Regions from separate parts of the Mus musculus genome. Here all the other regions are linked to region 1. Evidence: chromatin contacts called from ENCODE Hi-C or POLR2A ChIA-PET data. All regions are on one chromosome and are shown on one strand. The core of a region is the stretch at or near the end of the contact, and the rest is flanking DNA. Distances in the headings are between cores, read along the strand shown. Region 1 holds the start of Dusp1 (dual specificity phosphatase 1). Region 2 overlaps Gm34455 (a long non-coding RNA gene). Region 3 overlaps 1700049J03Rik (a long non-coding RNA gene).

What was found. A loop is a pair of places that touch in the nucleus more often than their neighbours do. ChIA-PET counts read pairs that join two places held with the same protein, here RNA polymerase II (POLR2A).
Region 2: a map of heart shows a loop between it and region 1 (7-fold over the local background). The contact joins the enhancer-like site here to the promoter of Dusp1 in region 1. A Hi-C loop is called at or near these places in 16 of 37 maps with a recorded cell type or tissue (Patski, adrenal gland, gastrocnemius and 2 more). POLR2A ChIA-PET finds 5 or more read pairs at or near these places in 4 of 5 experiments (Patski and embryonic stem cell).
Region 3: a map of heart shows a loop between it and region 1 (6-fold over the local background). The contact joins the enhancer-like site here to the promoter of Dusp1 in region 1. A Hi-C loop is called at or near these places in 8 of 37 maps with a recorded cell type or tissue (CH12.LX, T-helper 1 cell, heart and 1 more). POLR2A ChIA-PET finds 5 or more read pairs at or near these places in 5 of 5 experiments (Patski and embryonic stem cell).

Annotation. Positions count from the first base shown.
Region 1 is chr17:26,506,418-26,510,842 of GRCm38, forward strand. It overlaps Dusp1 (dual specificity phosphatase 1), which reads right to left and starts at 2,055. Exons shown (of 4, transcript NM_013642.3): 1 at 1,540-2,055; 2 at 1,157-1,302; 3 at 568-787; 4 at 1-233. The coding sequence starts at 1,906.
Region 2 is chr17:26,464,796-26,469,220 of GRCm38, forward strand. Gm34455 (a long non-coding RNA gene) reads right to left here. Exons shown (of 3, transcript XR_876694.2): 3 at 2,859-4,425. Among named protein-coding and RNA genes, the nearest start is that of Gm34455, 37 kb to the right of the region's middle. Within about 2 kb of position 2,046, at least 2 of the 3 ENCODE cell types and tissues checked have a DNase peak (open chromatin) inside an H3K27ac peak, as active enhancers do; they include gastrocnemius and heart, where a contact is called at or near this core.
Region 3 is chr17:26,545,374-26,549,798 of GRCm38, forward strand. The region is part of intron 3 of 1700049J03Rik (a long non-coding RNA gene); the gene reads right to left. Among named protein-coding and RNA genes, the nearest start is that of Gm34606, 13 kb to the left of the region's middle. Within about 2 kb of position 2,663, at least 1 of the 3 ENCODE cell types and tissues checked has a DNase peak (open chromatin) inside an H3K27ac peak, as active enhancers do; it is heart, where a contact is called at or near this core.

The DNA of each region.
Region 1 (4,425 bases), core at 805-3,304:
CCCAGCTTCAGCAGAGCAGTGAGGGGCTAGCACTTGGGACTCAAACTGCAGCAGCTGGCCCATGAAGCTGAAGTTCGGGGAGATGATACTCCGCCTCTGCTTCACAAACTCAAAGGCCTCGTCCAGCTTTACCCGGTTAGTCCTCATGAGGTAAGCAAGGCAGATGGTGGCTGACCGGGAGATGCCGGCCTGGCAATGAACAAACACTCTCCCTCCAGCATCCTTGATGGAGTCTGGAAAATAAAGTTATGGGTTACTCAAAAACTCAGAACAGCTGAGCCCAGATCAAGGATGGCTAAGAAATGTCTTGTGTCCTGTCCAGAAATGGCCAGGGTCTGCCTCTTGCAGTCATGCAGACCCTATGTGTATACTATGCAAAGGATAGCAGGGGATTTAAACCCGGACTGGGTATCTACACTTATAATCCTGGACAAGACAGTCAGTTCAACTGAGTCTCAGTGAGGAGGAAGGCTTGGGTGAGGATCATTTAAGCTGCCACCCAAAAGACTGGGCTCAGTGGCTACAGTAGGGACAGAAGCAGAGGTTCCAGATAGTTATTCCATTTACCTATGAAGTCAATAGCCTCGTTGAACCAGGAGCTGATGTCTGCCTTGTGGTTGTCCTCCACAGGGATGCTCTTGTACTGGTAGTGACCCTCAAAGTGGTTAGGACAATTGGCTGAGACGTTGATCAAGGCGGTGATGCCCAAGGCGTCAAGCATATCCTTCCGAGAAGCGTGATAGGCACTGCCCAGGTACAGGAAGGACAGGATCTCCACTGGGCCCCCCTGAAGTCAAAAAAACAGTCCAGCATTCGTCAAGCTCGTCCAGCGTGAGCACCAGTACCCATGCCCACAAAAACTCCCCGCTGAAAACGGGAGTTTCTGAAACTGGTGACCTCAGCACTGCTGTTGACATATTAAAATATTCGTAAAGAATCAAGCCCATTGGCCTGGACAGAGCCAACAAGCTCTTCCGTGCCAGCAACTGGGAGACTCAGCTCCATCCAATTGCTTCATGATGGACTAAAGATCCTCGTGTCCCCGCTAGTATAAATAAAGCTGCAGCCGCTTTCTATATCCTCCTGGCACAATCCTCCTAGACCTCTGCCAGCTCTGCCACCTCCCTGCCCTGCATGGACCCGGACTCCTACTAACCTGATCGTAGAGAGGGGTACTACAGGAGCTGCATCCGGATTCTGCACTGTCAGGCACACTAGTACTCAGGGGGAGGCTGAGCCCCGTGGGGGTGGACTGTTTGCTGCACAGCTCAGGGCAGGAAGCCGAAAACGCTTCATATCCTCCTGAGAATACAAAGGTACATATTTTCTCATTAGCACCACCGACACAGTACCTGGAGACAAGCCACTCACCCACCAGGGGCTGCGAGTTTACAAGGAAGGCTTAAGGAAGTCTTTGTTATGGGAGTGAAACAAAGCCACTGACAAGCCCCTGGAGACTGGACGCCGGCGCCCCCATACTCCAGGTGGGACGCCCCTTCCCTAGCTGATGGCATAAGTCCTGCCAGAGCTAGAGCGTACCTTGGAGAAAGAAGACTTGAGTGGAGCGCGCCTCTCGGCAGAGCGCGCCCGCGGCCAGGGCCAGGGTGCCGTCGCGCTTGGCGCCGTCCAGGGAGGCGCTGCGCTCGTCCAGCAGCACCACGGCGTGGTAGGCTCCGGCCAGCAGGCGGCCACGCAGTTCAGCGTTGGGCACGATATGCTCCAGGCCCATGGCGCCCTTGGCGCGGCGCCGCACGATGGTGCTGAAGCGCACGTTCACTGAGCCCGCGATGTGGCCGGCGTTGAAAGCGAAGAAGGAGCGACAATCCAACAACAGGCACTGCGCGGCGCCCTCTCGCAGCAGCGCGCGCAGCCCCCCGGCGTCCAGGATGCCCACCTCCATCACCATGGCCAGCCCCAGCGACCCCAGCGTGCCCGTTCTGCGGTTCTCCAGAAAAAGTCGGTCGATCTTGTGCGGTGTCCTGTGGCCCTAAGTCCCCAAGTGCTCGCTGCTCCTAATCTGGCTTCACCGCGCTTTCCTCCCGCCAGTCCTTCACTGCGCGCTCGTCCGACGGAGCGCGGTTTTATGTAGCCTCTCGGGGGCGGTCCCGGGCGCGGCACAGAAGCGGGGGGTGGGGTGGGGGTGGGGGAGAACGGTTTGTTTGTTTGAATGGCAGACACGTGACCGGGCGGTGACGTCACCCGCCCTACCGAGCTTGGCGCCGCCAAAGCCAAAAGCAAAGACGTCATCGGCCTAGGAGCCTCTCGGCTCTGAGCGCTGGCTCGCAGCCCGGCCCCCACCCTCCTGTCCTCTGGGCTCGCAGGCAGGACGGCGCGCTGCCAGCCCGGGTGGCCAGGACGCGCGGCCTGAGGACACCTGCCCTGCTCCCCTCCGCGGGTCTCCGCCGAACGAGCGGGGCCACTCCTGGTATCACGTTCTCAGCTGGCCCGGCTCTGGCTGCTGGAGTGGTGGGCGTGGCGAGCTGAGCGGGAAAGGGGAGTGGGTAGTGAGAGATGACTAATTCGGTCTATAGCCCTCTGGCTATACCGAGGACAAATGGCGAGAGTTGAGACGTCCTTCTTGAATGTCACTTTAAAAGTTTTACGCTGAACAAGGGAATGCTTCCAGTTAGTTCCCACCCCCCACCCCGGAGTGTTATCTTTACCGCGGTGGTCCCTAGAGGACTTACTTGGAGCAAAGGGAGGAGGGTTGCAAGATCTTTGGAGCCCAGGTTTAACATTGGGGTTGGGGGGGTGGGGTGGGGGAGACTTGGGTAGAGCTCCACAGCGCCGCCTAGGGACGGCCCAGAACATTGTCGTCGCGTGGCATCAAGAGGATGCTGCTAGCCGCTGCTCCTCTGTCCCCCAACACAACTTTCTTTTGTTTTGTTTTGTTTGTTTCAGAGAGGATCTTGCTGTGTAGCTCTGGCTAGTCTTGAACTCATAGAGATCCTCCTGTCCCTGACTTACTAAGGATTAAAGGCATCTGCCCTCGTGCCTTTCATCTCCACTGAACAGAAGCTGAGCACACCAAGGACTCAGGGCCAAGAGCCTTGAATCCGCCACTCTGTGGGACAAACTGTACTCATCACACCTGGGAAGACCGAAATGGTGTGTGTGTGTGTGTCCTTCCACAAAACTCCATGACTACAGGGTAGGCAGTGAGTCCGCCGCAACACCACGGAGTTGGATACACAAACATAAACATTGCACCACTCTGAAGGGGTGCCGAGTCAGGAACATTCTGCGGTTTCTTCCTCTTTGCAAGGGGAGGTGTCTTACTACCATGTGTCTTTGCCCAGCAACGTCCGCTTTGGCCTCTCTTAGCTCTTGCGCTCTGCCTAGATTCTTCTGTAAATTCAGAATACGTTATTTTTAAAGGGCGTTTTTACATTCCTTTGAGCATTGATCCTAAAAGAACAGCAAAGAAATCTTCAGATAACACCACCCTCCCTACATCTCAGAAGAGCGACAGAAAGAAAAAAATTATTTGTTTATTCTACTTATTCAGCTGAGGACCTCAACATATTTTTTGCATTGAATCATAAAATGTTACAGCTGCTGCCTTTTCAAACTGCATACCAACTTCAAATTTTCCTTTTATTTTTGTTTTTGCAAGGCCATTCATTATACCCTTCTCTACCCAAACTTTTCAAAAAGACCTTTTTATATGAGTACAGTGGCATGGTTGGGCACTGAAGTCAGAGGTCTGCTGGTCGCTGTGGAGTTCTGCCCTCTTCCCTTCCTAGAAGGAGCCTAAAGAGCTGGAACTGCTGCCAGTTGACTGTTGGGGAGCCAGCCATCCTCTTCCCGGATGAGCCTGCAAGGTAGTTTCAGTACAGCTGGTACCATGCGTGACTCGGTGGCATTCCCTTGTGAAGCAGAAGGGGCAGAACACCCAGACCTTTCCCCTCCCGTGAGTCACCCACTCTCAGTTTTTCCCTTCCCAACACAATGATGCTTGGATCACATGGGCCATGTGCTGTGTGTTTCAGAACCTTAGGGAATCACGCCAGGTGCGACTTGAGAGACACCTATAGGCATTGATTGCTTGGAGCCCCAGTTGAGAGAAAGCTCTCTCCAGGTGCCAGAGAGACTTACACTAAGATCCACTCGTTCAGAGAGTGTTAGCAAAGGTATAGCCGCCGCAGGTCACAATCCAGGTAGTGAGGATGCCTTGGTTTCTGGGGCAGAACCAGAGAGGCTGCTGCTGCATTGGAGGCTTAGCTGCTGAGGGCCGGGGACAGTGTGAGGCAGTAGATTTCAACTCTAGGAGAGGCCTCCCTGACCTGAGAGCCTCCCCATTCCAGGTGTGTTTAGAAGCAACAAGCAACGTTAGAGGCCACAGGGGGTGATAAGAATCAGCCAAAAGACTTAGCCTGCCTCTCCCCTTTAACTGTGTGGCCTCTCCTCATTCACTTTACCATG
Region 2 (4,425 bases), core at 796-3,295, 42 kb before region 1:
ACTCGAACTATTGGCTTAACCTGTTAGTGTGTTGGGGGTCTAATCTGTAAAAGGATATGAAAGTCTGATGATAAGAATTCAAGGACCCATATGAAGCCCGCAGCCTGCGTCAGTGCTCCATCGGCAAAGGTCTTATTGTTCTTCCGTGAGCAGAAGCAGGAAGCTACGTACCATGGCCAGTGTAAGCACTCTGGGGACCAAGGCAGGTAGCGTGGTCATTGAAACCCTCCGAGTAGCTCTGGAGACAGTATGGCCCTCTGTCACATTAGAACAGAGACTCCCAACCTCTCAGAAGCATAGACCGCCTGCTAGAAATGTAGAGCTGGCGGGAAGCGTGACCCTGTCCCCCGTGAGCCCTCAGCCCAGGCCTGCCCACATGACCCAGCTTCCTGTTTGTGATACCAACATTGGAGGGAGGAAATCAACAACCCCACCCAGGGCTAGAGGGCAAGAATGTGGATGTGCTGACGTCAAAACTTGTCCCAGTTCTGAAGAGATGGGATGGGAAGGGCTTCCTGCTGAGCTTCTGAGCTAGCCTGCTCTGAGGGAGCTGAGGTGACCTGTGACAGCCCACTCAGCTTTCTCTGTGGGGTGCTGCAGGGGTGAACTCGTGTCCTGCCACAACACAGCTGTAGGACCTGGGCAAACACGTTGCAAGTCTCAGTCCCGTGTGTATAAGGGAACGGCAATGCTAATGGAGCAAGGGTACCCATCAGGTCTGAGAGAAGCCCTCCCTCAACCGTGAGCCTTCTCCTCACTGAAAGAGCCACAGGAGAACCTTGCCTTCAAGAAAGATCCAAGCCCCTCCTGGGGTGAAGCATGCCCTCGCTTCCTTCAGCTCCTGCCACCATCTACCTGGCTGGCAAGGCAGGGAAGGAGAGGAAGCCAGTCACAGAGCATGAAGTATTTCCAGGGGTGGTGAGGAGGAGTTTGTCCAGCATTTATGCTGTGACTCAGGCTGAAGCCTGGACTCAGGCACTTCCTGGTCTAGTGACTCAGTTTCCCTTGTTATACAGCAGCATCACAACACAAGGCCTGCTTTTCAGCTTTGAAGAGGCATTGAGGCAACTATTGAGTACTGGTAGGGCCCTTCATGCCCCATGCTTGGAGGGCCTACTACGTGCCTGAGGCTCTATGCACATTTGATCTTGATTCTTGGCTGAGCCTAGAGAAATTAGAAATACTATTGACCACATTGTATGGCGTGATAAGCAGGCCAAGGGACAGCCTAAGCTCATGGAGCCGGGGACCAGCAGAGTCCAACGGAGAGCACAGGCCTCACTAGCATCAGGAATGTGCCTTCCATTGGAAGCATGCCCTAATAGTATTAGGTCATGCCCTTGACCCCAGCAGATGTTTCAGGGACCCCTCCCCACCTCTACCCCATAGAAGGTCTCCTGGTCCACTCTCCAGCCTGACCCTCTGGTTTCAAATGTGTCCACATAGGCTGTAGGAACTTGGCTCAAGTCTGGCCTCCTTTCTATAATAGACTGCTTGGAATCCAAAGCTGGAGTCCTGGTGTCCTCTGTCCCACATGCCTGGAAAGGCACTGTCAAGGTTCTTCACCCTATGAGACTGAATTTCCAAGCTTGGTACTGAAGGAGAGCTGGCATGGAGGACTGACACAGGGTCCATGAACCCCCCCCCTAGGAAGGCAGAGCCCCCTACAGCAAGCACCTGGGAGGGAAGGACCAGGAGTGGGGCCGCCATGGGGCCAGCTGGGCCCTCACTGGGCTGTCTGCCCTCCTCCATTTTCTCTCATTTTCCTCTAGGACATCACTTAGCCCCATTTTGGAGCCTGGATTAGACTCGAGGTTGGCTGCCCCCAAAAACTTGCAACCTGGTCCATACCCATCTTTCCCCTGAGCCTGAGTTCCCCGGTATGCTACAAAATTCGGGAGCCCCCCCTCCCCCAGTTACTGATGAAGACATCACATCTTTAAAGACCCTAGTACATCTCACAAAGCATCAATAAACTGGCATCCAGACCCAGGGAAGGGTCCATGAATGATCCTGAGAGCCCCTTCCTTGGGTGTCCAGCAGGTGGCAGCATCAGTCCCTTGTTGGCACACAGACTTTTGCTCTCAAATGCTTTATAGATTTTGTTAGCAATCCCCCCACCCCACCCCGTTCCACCCTGAGCTACACCCCCAAGCCCTTACAGAGTTTCATGCCATTGGTGGTGAGGAACTAGATTTAGAAGTTGATGCTCCTGGAGAATTTCCTGCCCACTAATCCCATAGGCCCTTGCTCCTAGCAAGGCTGCGGGCCAGCCCTGTGGGAAGAAGCAGAGGGAGCCTTACCCTGGAGACCCCTCCTCCCGCCGCCCTGCCTGGCTCTCCACAGCCCTCTGCATCCAGGGCTCTCTCACTTTCTCCACCCTCTTCCTGCTTTTCTTCCTCTTTGTGTGAATTACAGGAACAGTTCACAGGTTCTTTTCTTTTTTAAACAATTTTACTTTATTTTTATATTTTATATATGAGTACATGGTAGCTGTCTTCAGACACTCCAGAAGAGGGCATCAGATCTGGTTACAGATGGTTGTGAGCCACCATGTGGTTGCTGGGAATTGAACTTAGGACCTCTGGAAGAGCAGTCAATGCTGTTAACTATTGAGCCATCTCTCCAGCCCACACAGGTTCTTTTCCAGGGCCAGTATGCAGCACACAAGAGGAGTCTTTTGGAGTGTTCAAGTGATGGTGGGAAAACAGTCAATAATAAAGGAAGAAAGGAACTTCTTTTTTTTAATTCTTTTTTTAAATTTATTTATTTATTATATGTAAGTACACTGTCAGACACTCCAGAAGAGGGAGTCAGATTTTGTTACAGATGGTTGTGAGCCACCTGTGGTTGCTGGGATTTGAACTCTGGACCTTCAGAAGAGCAGTCAGGTGCTCTTACCCACTGAGCCATCTGACAGCCCAGAAAGGAACTTCTTCAGGAACTTCTTCACAGGCCCTGGCAAGCATCCGTCTGGTGATATGACAGGGTGACCAGCGGGAGGCATGGAGGAGGCAGGGAAGTGGCCAAGGACAAGGGAATCCACACAGAGGTGCAATCCTCAAAGGCCCTTGGGCAGCCAGGGATGTCTTGGGAATCCAAGGAGGCTGGTGCCATGCTTTTCCAAGATGCCGACTAAAGGGTGCATCAGCTTGCCACAGCCCATATAGCCACAAACACAGAGAAGCAGTTCCTGGGTTCTCAGACGAAGAAACTAGGACCCTCAGCCAAATCAGGGACCATAAGCAACCAGGAAAAGAAAGAAAGAAAAGACAGAGTTTAGCCTGTGCAGAGTGCAGGTACTCTGTTGTGCCGTAGCGGCTACTTTATGTAGATGAAGGGATGAAATGGGAGTCTCAGAAGGAAGGAACACGCCTAGGGTCATGAAGAATAGCAGACCTGAGCCTTGTACCTGAGGCTTCCCCATGGAGGTAGCTAGCACCCTGTGCCCTAGATACCTCAGAGCCACCCGGAGGGCCTTTCCTTCCTCGGGCCCTGCAGCCATCCCGCTGAAGCTCCTTAGGGTCCCTTGAGGTCAGCCAGCAAGTCTTATTCTCACAACCCTCCCCTGGCACTCCACGTTTCCGTAGCAATGCTCTACCCTCTCCCACCGCTGCCACCACACCACACCACATCACACCAACCCTGTTGCCTCTCCCTGGATGGCTCTCTGTGTGACTAACACCTAAGGTCACCACATTGTGTCTGTCTCCCCCACCAGACTGCACCTGAACCCCACGAAGGTCTCAGCCTCATGAATCAACCTTTATATGGCCCCTGCCTACCACACTGATAACATGTATTCATTCGTACCCAGAGCTGCATGTGTAGAGAAAGAGCTCTGTGGACTGGAGACCTTTGCTTGAGCCTGTGCCAGGACCTTGACCTGCAGGAAGAAGGTCAGAGAAAAAAAATGGCAGCTGTGACCTAGGCCAAGTCCTCCAGAGTGGGGCCATCTGGGTCATGGGTAGCATTAGTGCTGGGGACATGGCATCAGCAGGCTTAGAGATATCTCTTGTGCACAAAATAGAGATGAGTGAGCCCTAGAACGTGACCTGGAACATCTTCTAGGGTATAGGGAGGGTGGAGTCCCCGGAGCTCTGAGCAAGGTGGCAAAGTGTGTGAGGGTCTGACTCAGCCAGGAACTATTGGGGAACATAGGAAAATGGGGACAGACACCACTCTTGCACAAGCAAGGTTTGGGCACAACCCAAAGGACTGTCACTTGCTGGGCCATTCTTGAGCCTCACTGTGGTCCTTAAAGCAGGTGGAACTCGGTGTGGGTGAGGAAGCTAACACTTCCAGAAGGAAAGGTACTCACCTAAGAGTCCCTAAGCAGAAAACAGGGGAGCTCTTTTACGGGGACTGGATCAAGATGACCCAGTGACCTGGTCTTCACTTAGTAGCAGGTGCTCATAGCTGGTT
Region 3 (4,425 bases), core at 1,413-3,912, 40 kb after region 1:
AAATAGGTTCCTTCTACTAAGATCCTCTGTCCTTTGAGTGATTTGCCATTCAATGACACCATAGGCCAAAAGGAGCTACCAGGTCCGAGCACAGGCAGACTAGGGAAAGGGTATTATGCTAACTTTCCACCACTGTGACAAAATACTGAAGACAAACAATTTATGAAGTAGAAAGGTTTGTTTCAGATGTTAGATTCAGTCCTTAGTTGTTTGGCCTTCATGGTATCCATCTAAGGGGACAAAAATGCATCACAGCAGAAGAGACCTGCTCACCCCATGGCAACCAGGAAGCAAGAAAGGAGTCAAGAAGCAACTGAAATCCCAATAACTCCCTCAAAAGTTCACCCCTCCTCATGACCTAACTTCTTTCCAGCAGGTCCTACTCTTGAAAATTTACTATCTCTCAACAGCCTTTCATACACGGGCTTTGAGGGGCACTCTGGATCCAAGCCACTGAAGGCATGTGCGGACCAAACTGTAAACCCAAGACCTGCCTGCACATGCACCATGCCTGCAAGAAGGCCCGAGTGTGGTCCAAGCCTCTGGTTGTTCATCTACAGAAGCCCTGAGATGTGAGAGATGAACAGATCTCTGACTTAAAGCTGCCCACCATGTGAACTGTTGACTCACACAGGTCGCTGAGTTACATGTATGTACTAGTAAACAGAACACAATGTATATGAAACATGAAGAAAAGACATATAAGAATTCATATAAAATTAAAAATAGAATTACCACTCCAAAAGAGAAAGAAAGTCTGGAGAGATAACTCAGCAGTTAAGAGCACTGACTGATCTTCCAGAGGTCCTGAGTTCAATTCCCAGCAACCACATGGTGGCTCACAACCAACTGTAATAGGATCTGATGCCCTCTTCTGATGTGTCTGAAGACAGCTACAGAGTACTCATATAAATAAAATAAATTAAATAATTCTAAAAAAGAAAACAGAGAGAGAAAGCAAAGGTTACAATTGGGGCCAAGTGATTTATCTGCCAAGTTTCCAAATTTATGCAGATTCCTTTGTGACTTATATATTAAAAATTAATTACAAGAGCCAGGTGTGGTAGCACACACATTTAATTCCAGCACTCGGGAGGCAGAGGCAGGCTGATCTCTGAGTTTGAAGCCACCCTAGTCTATAGAGTAAGTTCTGGAACAGCTATGGCTACACAGAGAAACCCTGTCTCAAGAGAACAAAACAAAACAAAAGTTAACTTAAAAATAAGTTGACAGGAGCCCCTGATGGCAAGTCAGTGTTGGGTCAGTGCTGACTCCTTGCTGCCCACTCACTCAGTAAAATCCAGTGTTTACCGTTCCATTTCCTAGTCCACGCTAATTCCAAACCAAGTCTGGGCCAGAGTTATTCTGGCCCATTGTAGTCTTTTAGTAAATATTTGTTAAAAAAAAGAAAGAAAGAAAGAAAAAGAAAGAGAGAGAGAGAGAGAGAGAGAGAGAGAGAGAGAGAGAGAGAGAGAGAAAAGAAAAAAGGAAAAAAGAAAAAGCCCTTTTCTGTCAGGTTCAGAAATAGACTGAAGGTCTCTGGTGGTAGACCCCTGTAGAAGTTAGGCCTGATTCTTTCTCCTAGCCCCATACTCCCAGACATAAGACTCAGACTCAAAATATATTTACAATACCTTGGCCATATAGCTAGACTCTACTCTGACAAGATCATAACTTAAATAACCCAATTATTTTAACCTACATTCTACTATGTGGCTGGTTCCCTGTACTTAGATACCATGTATCATACATTCCACTATGTGGCTGGTTCCCTGTACTTAGATACCGTGTATCATACATTCCACTATGTGGCTGGCTCCCTGTACTTAGATACCATGTATCAAGAGAGCAGAAGATGCCCTGGGGGAGAGGGTCCTGAAGATATGGCCACAAGGACTGGCCAATCAGAGTAAGAGCAGCCCAGGCGGAACATAGTCATATCTCAGAGATGGAGGATTGACATCTGCCCACTTCTAGTGCAGCTCAAGGCTCATTGCAAATATAAAAGTTTTGTCTTTTATCTGGGAACTAAGCCATCAAAGGTGGGGTAGAAATCCCCAATTGATATTAATTTTCACAACAGACCCCTCTCCCAAGGCTGTGGCACCCCTGGAGACCACCAGAAGATCTAAACTGGGCCTTCAACCAGGATCTCGTAACACAACTGACTTTCAAGTTCTTCCTCAGATCCTAGTCCAGAGTTTACTGGCTGGGAACATCCAGGAATGCCCACCTTTAGCGCCTGCTCCTCCCAAAGCCGACTGTCCTGAGAGAAGCCATCAGTAAGGATAGCCTTGGCCAGGGCAGGGTGAGTGCAGGGACCTCCGCTGTCCTCTGTGTGCTTCTCCTGCTTGAGGAGTTTTTCAAATAGAGAACTTTTGAAACTACACAAACAGTATTCCTTTAATTAAATACTTGGCAAAATAAAACCTGAACGTCCCCAAAGCAAATCCTCTTTTCTGAACTGTGCCCCGATTACTGCATGATTCTGAGGGGTGGACTCGGAAGAAGACTGAGCCCCTCCGTTCCAGCAGGGAACAATGAAGGGCGTTACTCCTGGGGGGCAGGCAGGATACAGTTGATGTCTACATCCTGTCTACACTACCCTAAAACACTTCCTGGGGCTTGGGGCCAGATTTCTTGAATTTCACTTAACTGGGAAGCTGGATCAAGGCTCTGCTGAAAATGAGGCTGGGTGTAAAGGAGGAAATGGGAGGGGGACAGAGTGGACTGAATCCACGGGGGAGGGGGACAGAGTGGACTGAATCCACGGGGGAGGGGACAGAGTAGACTGAATCCACGGGGGAGGGGACAGAGTGGACTGAATCCACGGGGGGGGGGGGACAGAGTGGACTGAATCCACGGGGGGGGGACAGAGTGGACTGAATCCATGGGGGTGGGCAGAGTGGACTGAATCCATGGGGGGGGGCAGAGTGGACTGAATCCACGGGGGAGGGGACAGAGTGGACTGAATCCACGGGGGAGGGGACAGAGTGGACTGAATCCATGGGGGGACAGAGTGGACTGAATCCATGGGGGAGGGGGACAGAGTGGACTGAATCCATGGGGGGGGGCAGAGTGGACTGAATCCACGGGGGGGGGACAGAGTGGACTGAATCCATGGGGGGGGCAGAGTGGACTGAATCCACGGGGGGGGGGCAGAGTGGACTGAATCCACGGGGGGGGGACAGAGTGGACTGAATCCACGGGGGGACAGAGTGGAATGAATCCATGGGGGGACAGAGTGGAATGAACCCGGGGGGGGGGGACAGGGGACGACAGAATGGAATGAATCCACGGGGCCAGCAGAGACTCTGATCACAGTCCCTGATCCTGCCCCCAGGGAGCCTCTGACACCTGCAGACAGGATGAGGCTCAGGATCCAGTCAGATGCAGATCCAAGGCAGTCATGACAGAGCCCACCCTGACCCTCACTTGCTCCATTTTGCTGAGAAAGAAACTGAGGCCAGAATGGGGACTGGGCAACCCCAATCAAGGTGACCTAAGTCAGCAAAGATTGGATCCATCCCAGGATTCTATTACTGCTCTGGAAGCTTTCTCTTCTGCCTTCGTCTCTATTTTGTGTCCATCAATACCCGTGGGTGATGTGAACCGCTTCTCATAGGGGCTCTTCACCTGACAGCTGGAAGCTGGCTGGAAGCACCCGAGCAGACTAGAATGTTCCTGTTTATAGGTTTAGTCACTGCACAGAGAGCTGAGTACTTCCACAGGGAGGGAAAGAGCTCATGGCTTCCCAGAAGGAAAGGAACAAGGGAGGGTGGAAAGGAGGAAGAAGGCTTTTCACTCAGAGCCTTAGTTTACAAATGAAGAGACTCACAGGGGTGGCCAGTGTGGTGAGTGACTTCAGAGTCACCCAGCCTCCCTTGCTTTCCTGTTTCCTGGAGCTCAGCCTGACCCTGGGCATCACAGCCCACCCAGAGGAAACAACAGTCATCAGTCAGGATGGCAGAGACACCTGTGTCCGGACATCAGCTCAGTCAGTGCAGTGCTACCCACACAGTGACACACACAGGCGTTGGGACACAGGAATCCAGACAGACTCCCTTTGCTTAGCTAACAAGCAGGAGAAATGGTGGATCCTGGGCGATGGGGAGGTCCTAAACCTTCGGAGGAATGCAAGGAAGAGCCTGCCCCACCCCCCACCTAGCTACATCACTAGAAGACTGCGGAGGAGGGGCCAGGTGAGCTCCAGGTCAGATCCGAATGACTTGGAGATGAGCAGCTGGTGCTGAGTCACTCAGCCTACGTGAGCTATCTGACGCTGCAGGTGAGGTTAGCACTCCCTGGGTGCGACCTTGCAAGAATATGAGCTTCAAAGCCCTGAGAAATGTAGCGGGAATGGCCACGCCTCAAACCAGAGGGTCATCGTGTGCTTGTACAAACACTCCCTCTGTGTAGTCTGGA